2 separate regions of the Homo sapiens genome follow, and region 2 is linked to region 1. The links are chromatin loops, found by intact Hi-C in ENCODE. Cell type or tissue: PC-3. All regions are shown on one strand. Region 1 overlaps PDGFRA (platelet derived growth factor receptor alpha). Region 2 has its middle 190 kb from the start of LNX1-AS2.

Evidence for each region. Peaks named below come from ENCODE experiments on the same cell type or tissue, not always from the same donor. Only the 100,000 strongest peaks of a DNase experiment are listed, where the experiment ranks them.
Region 2: it touches region 1 in a loop (5-fold over the local background); 2 of 110 quality-filtered maps call a loop at or near these places.

What each region holds. Positions count from the first base shown.
Region 1 is chr4:54,232,550-54,237,549 of GRCh38, reverse strand. The region is part of intron 1 of PDGFRA (platelet derived growth factor receptor alpha); the gene reads right to left. Among named protein-coding and RNA genes, the nearest start is that of PDGFRA, 5.8 kb to the right of the region's middle. RefSeq lists silencers at 3,018-3,125, 4,087-4,196 and enhancers at 3,190-3,239, 3,747-3,866, 3,677-4,227. In PC-3, CTCF peaks have their summits at 2,914, 3,118 (motif pointing right) and 4,073 (motif pointing right); DNase peaks (open chromatin) are centred at 3,149 and 4,089; H3K4me3 peaks cover 1,995 bases.
Region 2 is chr4:53,779,128-53,784,127 of GRCh38, reverse strand. No RefSeq gene overlaps it. Among named protein-coding and RNA genes, the nearest start is that of LNX1-AS2, 190 kb to the right of the region's middle. In PC-3, no CTCF peak of the experiment used is centred here; DNase peaks (open chromatin) are centred at 2,287 and 3,037; H3K4me3 peaks cover 1,558 bases; H3K27ac peaks cover 4,334 bases.

The DNA of each region.
Region 1 (5,000 bases):
ACTGACAATCCACTCAGCAAACTTCAAACAAGGCCTCCAGAGCCAGCTTGATGTCTTTGGTTTTATCACATTTAGAACCCATATTTCTTTGGCAAGACTTGCCAAAGATGCATCTTTAAAGCTTTCTCCAGCTTAAAAGAAGGGCTCACTGCTTTTCCTGTGCAAGCTCTAAGCAGTGCTTTGCCCTGGCCAGACACTCCCAGATTTCCTTCAGTGCCTCCAGATACAGTGGACCCTCTGCCAGGAAAGATTATTTACTGACATATAAAGTGGCCAATGAGGCCGGGCGTGGTGGCTCACATCTGTAATCCCAACACTTTGGAAGGCTGAGGTGGGCAGATCACTTGAGGTCAGGAGTTCAAGACCATCCTGGCCGACATGATGAAACCCCATCTCTACTAAAAATACAAAAAATTAGCCAGGCATGGCGGCAGGTACCTATAATCCCAGCTACTCGGGAGGCTGAGGCAGGAGAATGGCTTCAACCCAGTAGGCAGAGGTTGCAGTGAGCCAGGATCTCGCCACTGCACTCCAGCCTGGGTGACAGAGCAAGATTCTGTCTCAAAAAAAAAGTGGGCAATGGAAACAGGTCCTCTGAGCAAGCCATCAGGAAGGAAGAGAATAAACATGTGTTTGTTGCTTAAGATTCCAAACCCCAATCTCTGATAACAGTGGTTCCCTGGGTAGAAATCAGGCCTGTTTGTGAACTTTCTTTTTTTCTTTTTTCTTTCTTTCTTTTTCTTTTTTTAGATGGAGTCTTGCACTGCCGCCTGGGCTGGAGTGCAGTGGCATGATCTCAGCTCATTGCAACCTCTGCCTCCCAAGTTCAAGCGATTCTCCTGTCTCAGCCTCCCGAGTAGCTGGTATTACAGGTGCCCACCATCATGGCCAGCTAATTTCTTGTATTTTTAGTACAGACAGGGTTTCACCATGTTGGTCAGGCTGATCTCGAACTCCTGACCTCGTGATTCACCCACGTCGGCTTCCCAAAGTGCTGGGATTACAGGCGTGAGCCACTGTGCTCAGCGTGTTTGTGAAGTTTCATGTCATTACTTATCTATAACTCAGACAGTTTACTCATGAATAATGGCAGTGCTTGCCCCACAGGGAGGTAATGAAGAAAAATGGGAAACATGGGGAATTTCCTCACCTATTAGACCTGTAGTGAGGCTCTCTGGGAGTGAGTCTTGCTGTTCCTGCCACTTTTATCTACTCTAAATGCTCATCCTTAATTAGTAACTGCTATTCTGGAGCTCATCTAAAGTCAGGTGTGCAAATATAAGTAACTGAAACTACAAATTCTGAGAAACATGGCACCATAAGAATCCGTGAGAACAACCCCCTTTGCAGGGAAGAACACTAGATTTCACCCAAATCTTTTCTTCAATCATAATTACTTCCCTCATGCCAACTACATGTTGAACTTCAGCCCCCATTCTCAATAATCACAGCTCAAAAAACATTTGCCATAACTTAGAGGAACAAACTGAGAAAGAGACCCCCCGCCCTGTTGACTCTCAGGCAGGTGACTTGTGCTTTTCCACCATCCTCTTGGCCTTCTTATGCTTTCTCTCAGAAGAAAGGATGGAAATCACATTGGACTAGCCACTGATCCCAAATCTGATACTCTATCCAACTCTCTGAACCTCAGTCTTTTCTTCTAGGAAGCACGACTACCAAGGCCTGACTGGTTGCTTGCCCTGTGGCATTCTTGTAAGGACTAAATTATATAGTTTAATTGAAAGTGCTTTGATTTTCACGACTTTTTCTGCAGACTCCCAAGATATTTTAGATCGGCTCCTTCAACTTCTCCTTAACTAAGAAAGTGAGGGATGCCCCAGAAGCCACATGACTTGCCCTGCACCTCCTACCTCCTGGAGACATGGATCTGAACTCTGATTCAGCCCACACCAGCAGTCCACTCCCATGACCCTGTTACCTCCAGCCTGGTGTGGCTATAAAGACCATTCAAAGATGAGCCAATATATACAGTCACAGAAACAGAGAAACAAATGACTTTGCAGCTACTATCCTTTCTCTTTAACAGGGTGCCATCTCCTGCCCTGCAAACAGAAGTAAAGAGCCATTGGACATGACTCTATAACCAAAGGCAATGTGCAAAGGTAGTGTAAACAGACAGTAGGCAATGCAAGGCTCTATTTCCAGAAGGACTAACAGCAAGACATTCTTCTCCTAAAGCCAGAGAGTTGGCTTCTCAATCACCAATTGCACAGTGCATCCCATTGCAGAACCACTGAATATTGAATTTCACCCCACCCTCACATGATTAAAGACCACAGGAGACTCTCTCACAGCCCCAAAAGCCACTGGTGACTTCAAGATTCAGATTTCCGAGGCTCAGTTAATTTCAGCTCTCCTAAGTTAATTCTAACTGTGAAAATTACACATTTTCCTTTTTCTACGCAGTCTCCTAACTTCAGCCCAGGCAAACCAAGTGCAGGTCTACACTGGTGGAAACTTCTCCCTGTTTTCCAGCAGAGGGTGTGTTTACCAGGACCTCTGCACCCTACCAGAGCCTGTTTTGTTGTTTTGATCTCCCGGAGCTCCATCAGACATTCCAGTAATGGGAGGGGGCTGGAGTGTTTTTAAACAGGAGCCTTTTATGGGACAATCTGGGCTCATAAACATGCCTGCTCTCCTCTCACCATATATTTAACCACGGGAGAATAAAATGACATATCCTTTTGAATATCACCAAACGGGTGTGACTCCTAATGGCACAACCTTAGGAGTAGCAGTAGCAGTTTGAGCATTCGGCTTGAGGTCACCAAGGCCCCGACATAGGTCTCCTCACTCAGAAACGGGAACATCAATGCCCCCCCACTACCCTCCTCACAGGCCAGCTCTGATAATAAGATGTTCACTATGTAAATGCAAAGCATTAACAACCAAGGAGAAACACAACACAAATTTCCACGAAATAAAAATGTTGTCTTCCAGCAATTCTTGTAGCCTCACAGCAAAAGAAAATCAGTCACCTATTACGGTCCTACTGAGCAAAAAATAAATAAAAAATAAAAAATAAAGCACCTTCCTAATGGTCTCCGCGAAGCCCATTCTCACAGCGGGTCGCAGTAGTTCTTACGAGTGGCCAGCAGATGGCAGTGTTGGTCCAAGGACGTGCGTCCACGGGTTGCGACACAGACGCCGCTGCGAGGAATTCTGAGCTCCACTACCCCAAATGTTAATTTCCAGTCTCTTCCTTCCTTAGGTTGTACTTTTAGCTTTCGTGGTGACCTCAGTTGAAAGCCCGCGGGGTTTAAGCAGAAATAGGAAAACTGCTGTTGAAAATGGCTAAATCTCCTCGGGACCCCAGGAGAATTCGGGGACATCTCCCCATCATCCCCATCATCATCCCCATCACCGGGAGCTGGTGCGCCGGGGCAGCGGGGCTTCGGGAAGACGTCTTCGGAGCCGGGAAGACGACGCTGCTGGGCTAGGCCGCAGAGGCTCAGCCGGACTCGCTACTAGGGTTCTGTGCAACCCACGCTCTCGCCACCTCAGCATTTCCGCCCCCTCGGGGCAGGGGGACCGCCTGGACCTCGACGCCGTTCCCGGGCCGCGCTGTCCTATCTGTCCGCGCGCCACCGCCGCCCCCATAAACCAGCCTGGCGAGGGCCGCGACGGCCGCGCAGCTGATTGGAAACGACTGTTACCGTTGCACAATAACGCAGGGTCGTAAAACAAACAAACAGCAACAGGCCGCCCGCGGGGCAAGGGAGCTGGCGAGGGGCTGGAACGCAGAAGACGGCGCCTGCCCCCCAAGAACGCACGGGACCCGTCCTCCTCCACACTCCCCTGCTTCTCCCACATTGAATTACAAGGACGTCCCATTCTCAATCCAAACCCAGAGACCTCGGCCCCCTCTCGTCCACCCGGCGCCTCCCGGGCCCACACAGAGCCTGCGAGGAGTCCACTGGCTGCCCGGAGGAGGGGAAAGGTGACCCAGATTAGCCTCCGCTCCGGGCCCCCGGGGTTCCAGCGCTGCGCTCCACTGAGATAGCGGCGCCGACCGCCCGGGGCTGGGGAAAGCGGGATGCGTCCCCGGAGCCCACTAGAGGGCGCGACAGCCCCGCGAATCTTACCCGGCTCGCCAGCTAGCTCGCCCGCAGCCCAGGCTCCTGGTCCCCGACAGCGCAGCCGGGAGTGCTGCGCGCAGACTTCGCCCGGGAGGCTCTGCGCTCGGACTGTCCAGCCCCCGCCACTGTCCGGCTTCTGACCCCGGGACCCAGAGGAACACTGCGCGGTCCGCTCTCCCTCCCACCTCCACCAAGTCCTCGGCGGCTTGGTTGTCCCGGGGTTGGCGGCGATGCCCAGCCGCTCCGGGGACCTGCGCCCCTGCGCCCCTGCGCGCCGCGCTCTGAACCTCAGAGCTGCAGAGGCCGCTGCGCCCCAGGCACGACGCTCTGCGTTTGCATTGTTTTCAACTGAGACCCGAGAGGGGGCCGGGCGGGTGTGGAGAGAGGGGGGAGAGCGGGAAGAGAATCCGGGCGGGTGGGGGGAAAGGGGCCGAGGGGTTTAGGGTTACAGGAGCTCGCCAGCGCCTCCTATGGGCACGAGAGCCGCACGGCCGTGGGTAGCGGCTCACCGGGAATGCTGAGGAGAGCTAGCATGCGCCCTCTCGGCATTTAAGAACCGTTCCTGGCCGGGCGCGGTGGCTTACGCCTGTAAATCCCAGCACTTTGGGAGGCCGAGGTGGGCGGATCACCTGAGGTCAGGAGTTCGAGACCAGCATGGCCAATATGGTGAAACCCCGTCTCTACTAAAAATACAAAAATTAGCCTGGCGTGGTGGCGGGCACCTGTAATCCCAGTTACTCGGGAGGCTGAGGCAGGAGAATCGCTTGAACCTGGGAGGCAGAGGTTGCAGTGAGCCGAGATCGCACCACTGCACTTCAGCCTGGGCGACAGAGCGAGACTCTTGTCACACACACACACAAAAGTGCCTTCTGGTGCCACCTTGCCCGACACGCGCCATAG
Region 2 (5,000 bases), 450 kb after region 1:
TTCTTTGGGCTCCTCAAATTAGTCACAGGTACTAGATAATAAAGTTGTGGCTCTGTCATCCTTTACTGGAATGACCAAAAAGAACAGCAATAGATTATCCCTAAATGGCATATCCTATCTGTTAGAAATGTACTTGGCTGTAAGTGACAAAAATCAAAAACAATGAATTGAAGGGAAGAGTTTATTTTTCTCTCATATCAAGAAACCCAGTGAACCCAGTACAGGTGCAGTGGCTCACACCTGTAATCCCAGCACTTTGGCAGGCCAAGAAGAGAGGACTGCTTGAGCCCAGGGGTTTGAGACCAGCCTGGGAAACATGGCAGAACCCCATCTTCAAATAATAAAAATTAGCTGGGCATGGCAAAATGAGCCTGTAGTACCAGCTGCTCAGGAAGCTGAGATGGATCACTGGAGCTCAGGAGATTGAGGCTGTAGTGAGCCAGGATTGCACCACTGCACTCTAGCTGGGGTGACAGAGCAATACCCTGTCAAAAAGAAAAAAAAAAGAGAGAGAGAGAGATAAAGAAACAATAAGAGACCGTAAGAAGAAGAAAAAAGAGATAAAGAGGCCATAAGAGAACCATACTCTTTCTATCTTTTGCTTTGCTATCTTAATGTGTCAGATTTCCCCCAACACTTATTGTCTCATAGTTTCATATTAGCTGCAATAGCTCCAGATATCACATGAACATTCAAGGCACAGAAAAACCAGGGTGGAAAGAGAGAGTGGCTTTTTCCCTCCTGGAATCCTCCCCTGCAGTCTTCCACTTGTTCCATCAACAGCACTGTCACATGGCCACCTTGAGCTGCAAGGGAGGCTGGGAAAACAAGTACTTCTCAGAGCTGGGCACATTGATGTTCCAAACAGAACTAGAGCTCTATTGGCCAAAAAAAAAAAAAAAAAAAAAAAAAAAGGCAGGGGTGGATATCATTATTGAATGAGTAACTCAATAATCATATTGAGTGAATCATTGTAAACTGTCCCTTGTCTGCCACAAGGACAGTTTGCATTGATTTTTATCTGGATTTGAAAAGTGTTTATTGAATTATGCATTTAGTCGTTCTTTCAGAAAACATCTTCCATAGGATGGTTTTGAGATACCATGTTGTGTAAGACAGTGCACTTGCTCTTAAGAAAATTAAATCTGTACTGGAGTTTTCCAAGAACAAACCACTTGTTAGGAGAGAGGCGTTTAGAAGAGGAATACCCAACTCACGCTTCAGGAAGTGGCAGGTGGAGAAACTGAGACAGCTTCCAAGAGGAGATGGTGGTAGAACAAAGATGGTAGAAGAAAGGATGGCTAGGAGTTGGTCTTAAGGATGAGGAGGCTGAAATAAGGCAAAAGCCAAAGGTCCAAGGTATGAGAGTGTGCTATGCAAACCAGTCAGGGTGTCTCCAGGAAAACAGGCACCTCTTTAAGGATGTACAGCACAGGGAATGGAAAGCAGGGGATTGGCTATATGGTAGAGAGAGCTGCTGAGAGTTAACACGAGTGATGAGGCAATGCAGAGATTAGCATCAAGAAGCAGGAAGCCACTACCGACTCTGCTAAAGGAAAAAAGAAGGAACCAGAAGCTGAACCACAGTGGACCTGTTTTGGCAAGAGCTGGAACTACAGAGAAGACAGTCACTGCTGCAGAAATCACCCAAGGAAACAAGGAGAGAAATACCCTGGCTTCTCCCTCCTTTCTACCCTCCATTTTTTGCCAGTGTGTCTTCCTGGCCTAACCCAACCAGCTGGAAGTCTGAGACACAAGAGCCTGTGAACTGCAGCCTGCAAGGATCAGCCATCGTGAACTAAAACACAGCAGGCAAAGAGGGAGGATGGATTCAGGGCAAACAGATCCAGGACCAGTACTGCACCTTTAGGGAACTGTGAGTATAACTAGTGTGCCATAATGACAGCCAACATGTATAATAAGCCTTTACTAAATGCCAGAAATTATGCCAGATGTTTAGCATTTTCTATGCATTAACCTCTTTACTTAGTTTAGGTAAGGCACATAAAGAGGAGTGGGAGGAGATGACACTGGGATGTGGAATTAGAGCCAGGCTCACATAACAGAGGGCTCATGTGCCACGCCAACGGGTTTGCACTTTGTCCCGAAGGCACTTGGGAATCAACGAAGGGTTGGAAGAATTATACAGTCCGAGTAGCATTTCCAAAATATCATTTTGTGATCGTGTCTGAAGTTGTGAGGATTGCTAATTCATCAAATAAATAACGGAGGTCTGATGAAGAAGAACTGGGAGTGGGACCAGCTTCCCTTCCTGTTTCCCTCCTCAGAACAAACAGCCTCACTGCTGAACACTTGTGTCATCTGTTGACATAACTCGGATCTTCGTTTACTTTAGCTCAGCAAAACTGGAGTGGCAGACCTTTTTAAAACAAAATATTTATGACTAATCTATACAATAGTTACCATAGTTAATGTATTAATATATTACTCACCTCATTAATACACTTCTGGAGAAATCTACATCCTAGCAATGTTTTACAGAGTTTTTGTTCTATCTTCTAGTTTCTAAAAGTATATTATGGACCTTTTAGTTTTCAACTTTTAAGATAAATCAGTGTTGTTTGTCACTGGGTTGTGGAGGTGGCAGTTGGAGCCAGAACCTCAGATTAACTTGAAGTGTTGATACAATGTTATCACAGAGACAAGACTTATGGCCTTCAAAGGGACATTTAGAATTCCTCTCTTCCAATAACCTCTTTCACAGATGAGAAAAGTGAGCCCACACAGATAAAGCGATTAGCCCAAGGATGTGAAAGTAGTGAGTGGAGGTAGGACTACAACCCAGACTCCCAAACCAGTACTCCTTCCACTCTTGACATTATTGCTAAGGTGTTCAGAGCTAATAAGAAGCTGTCATTTAAAACAATATTACTCAGGTGGTAAAAATTCATCTCACATGGAATTACGCAGAAAAGGGAGTTTATTGGCTCTGGAAATAGTTTTAGGGGATACCAATTTCAGGCATGAGTCAGTCTAGGGAGTCACTATTGTCATCAGGACTAAGCCATGTGCTGTTTCTTGGAAGACTTTCTAGGCTGCTTTCATTCAGTCATGCTCAGCCAGGATGGAGCAAGGTTGTAACCAAATGTCCCAGGCTCTCAACTCATCAGCTTGGTATCTTCAGTGGAAAGGATGTATTTCTTTTCCAAGAATGTGAAAGTCTAGGTATTGAGTTTTATTGGTTTAGTTTGGGCCGTGTGTCCGTTTTTGAACCAATCACTGGAGCCATAGTGAATGGATGGCTCTGATTGGCTAGGTCTGGCTCCTATGTCTGTGCTAGCTTCAGGGGATGGGCTCCACTCTCTGTTTTGGAATTATATATTTGGAAAGTGAGGATGGTAAGATTTCCTGAAGGAATATCAAAGTTCCATCAAAGCAAAAAGGTTAAATGGGTGCTGGGCAGGCACAAACAACTGAAATATACTCCAGACACTGAGACTTATGTCTAGTACAGTGGATTTCTAACATTGGCGAGGTTTTCCTATTGGCTATTATCTTGCTATAGGAAATAATCCCATTTGGGTAAAATGGACTTCTCTTGTGCAAAGTGCATGCTCCACTATGAAATTGAGAGAAGCCAATCGTTCCACGACTTTTAGCCTGTGAAAAGATGATGATCCTGAGTTGAGGTAATATACCTCCACCACCCGCTATGGATCCATGACTGTTGCATCCCAAACAATTCTCTGAGAAACACTCTGTTAACAAAGAAGTTCTTGCCTCAGCTCTGCTTTATAGCCACTCTAGTTAAATAAACTGCATTAAGCATCCAAGATGCCCAGGGAAGCTCAGAGAAAGGAGCTTGAAGTCAGGAGAGTTTGTCTGTTCAGAGCTCTCCCAAAGGAAACAGGGATCCAAATGAATCTGAGCATTGAAATGAAGAAGAATAAGCATGCATGTCAGCATCAGTGTATATTTGGCGGCTTCACTGGACTTGTCATAATCTGTGACAAATTAGCAAAAGCAAGTCAATCTTAGTAAGCAAAAACATATAGGATGTTGTTCCATTGTAATTTAAGCTTTACTGCTTCTATTTTCTGCCTCTGCTCTTTTAGTTCAAAAGTGTATCAAGAATAGTCATGGAAGTTTGACAAAGCATTGTTCATAGGCTTGTTTAAAAGCTACCATCTCTTCGTGGAGAGCAGAGATAAGTGGAGAACTTTGTAAGCATGTTTACAAGGTCAGAAACCATTTTTTTAATCTGAAAAAATAATTTGAATGCATATGGCAAAAGCACAATTCAAAAGTTAAAGGGAAAATGACAAAAATTGAAGAACTATATAACGTATTAAAATCTGATAAAGAATACCTTTTATCTCTTCGATATACTGATTTCTTCCTTTTGGTGTGTATTGCTGTGGGATTGCTGGATCATACAGTAGTTCTGTTTTTAGTTTTTGAGTAACCTCCATACTGTTCTCCCTAAATGCTTGAGGCAATGGATAGCCCAATTACCCTGATTTGATCATTATACACTGTATGCTTGTATCAAAAGATCACATGCACCCTATAAATATGTATAACTATGATGTACCCATAATAATTAAAAATAAAAATTTATTTTAAAAAGAATATATTTTATACATAAAAGGTTCTTACAAAGAAATAGATGAATACCACAACAGAAAAATGGGATAAAAGCATGAATAGCAAATTAATAAAAGAAAAAGAAATGGACAATACATATATGAAAAATTATTTGACCTCACTAGTAATTAAAGAAACAAAATTAAAACAACGAGACACAACTTTTGCTATACTGAATTAGCAAAAGACAGACAATACCCAGTGTTAGTCATGAGTATAAGAGAAGGGAGTATAGACTGATAAAACTTAGAGTGGGGGTTAAATGTTGAGAAAGTTGTAATTTGGCAACAATCATTCTAAGAAGCCACATAACATACATATCTTTGACTCAACCCCTCTAAAAATTTATCCTAGAGAAATAAGTTAGGAAATATTTAGCTACGGGGAGTTTT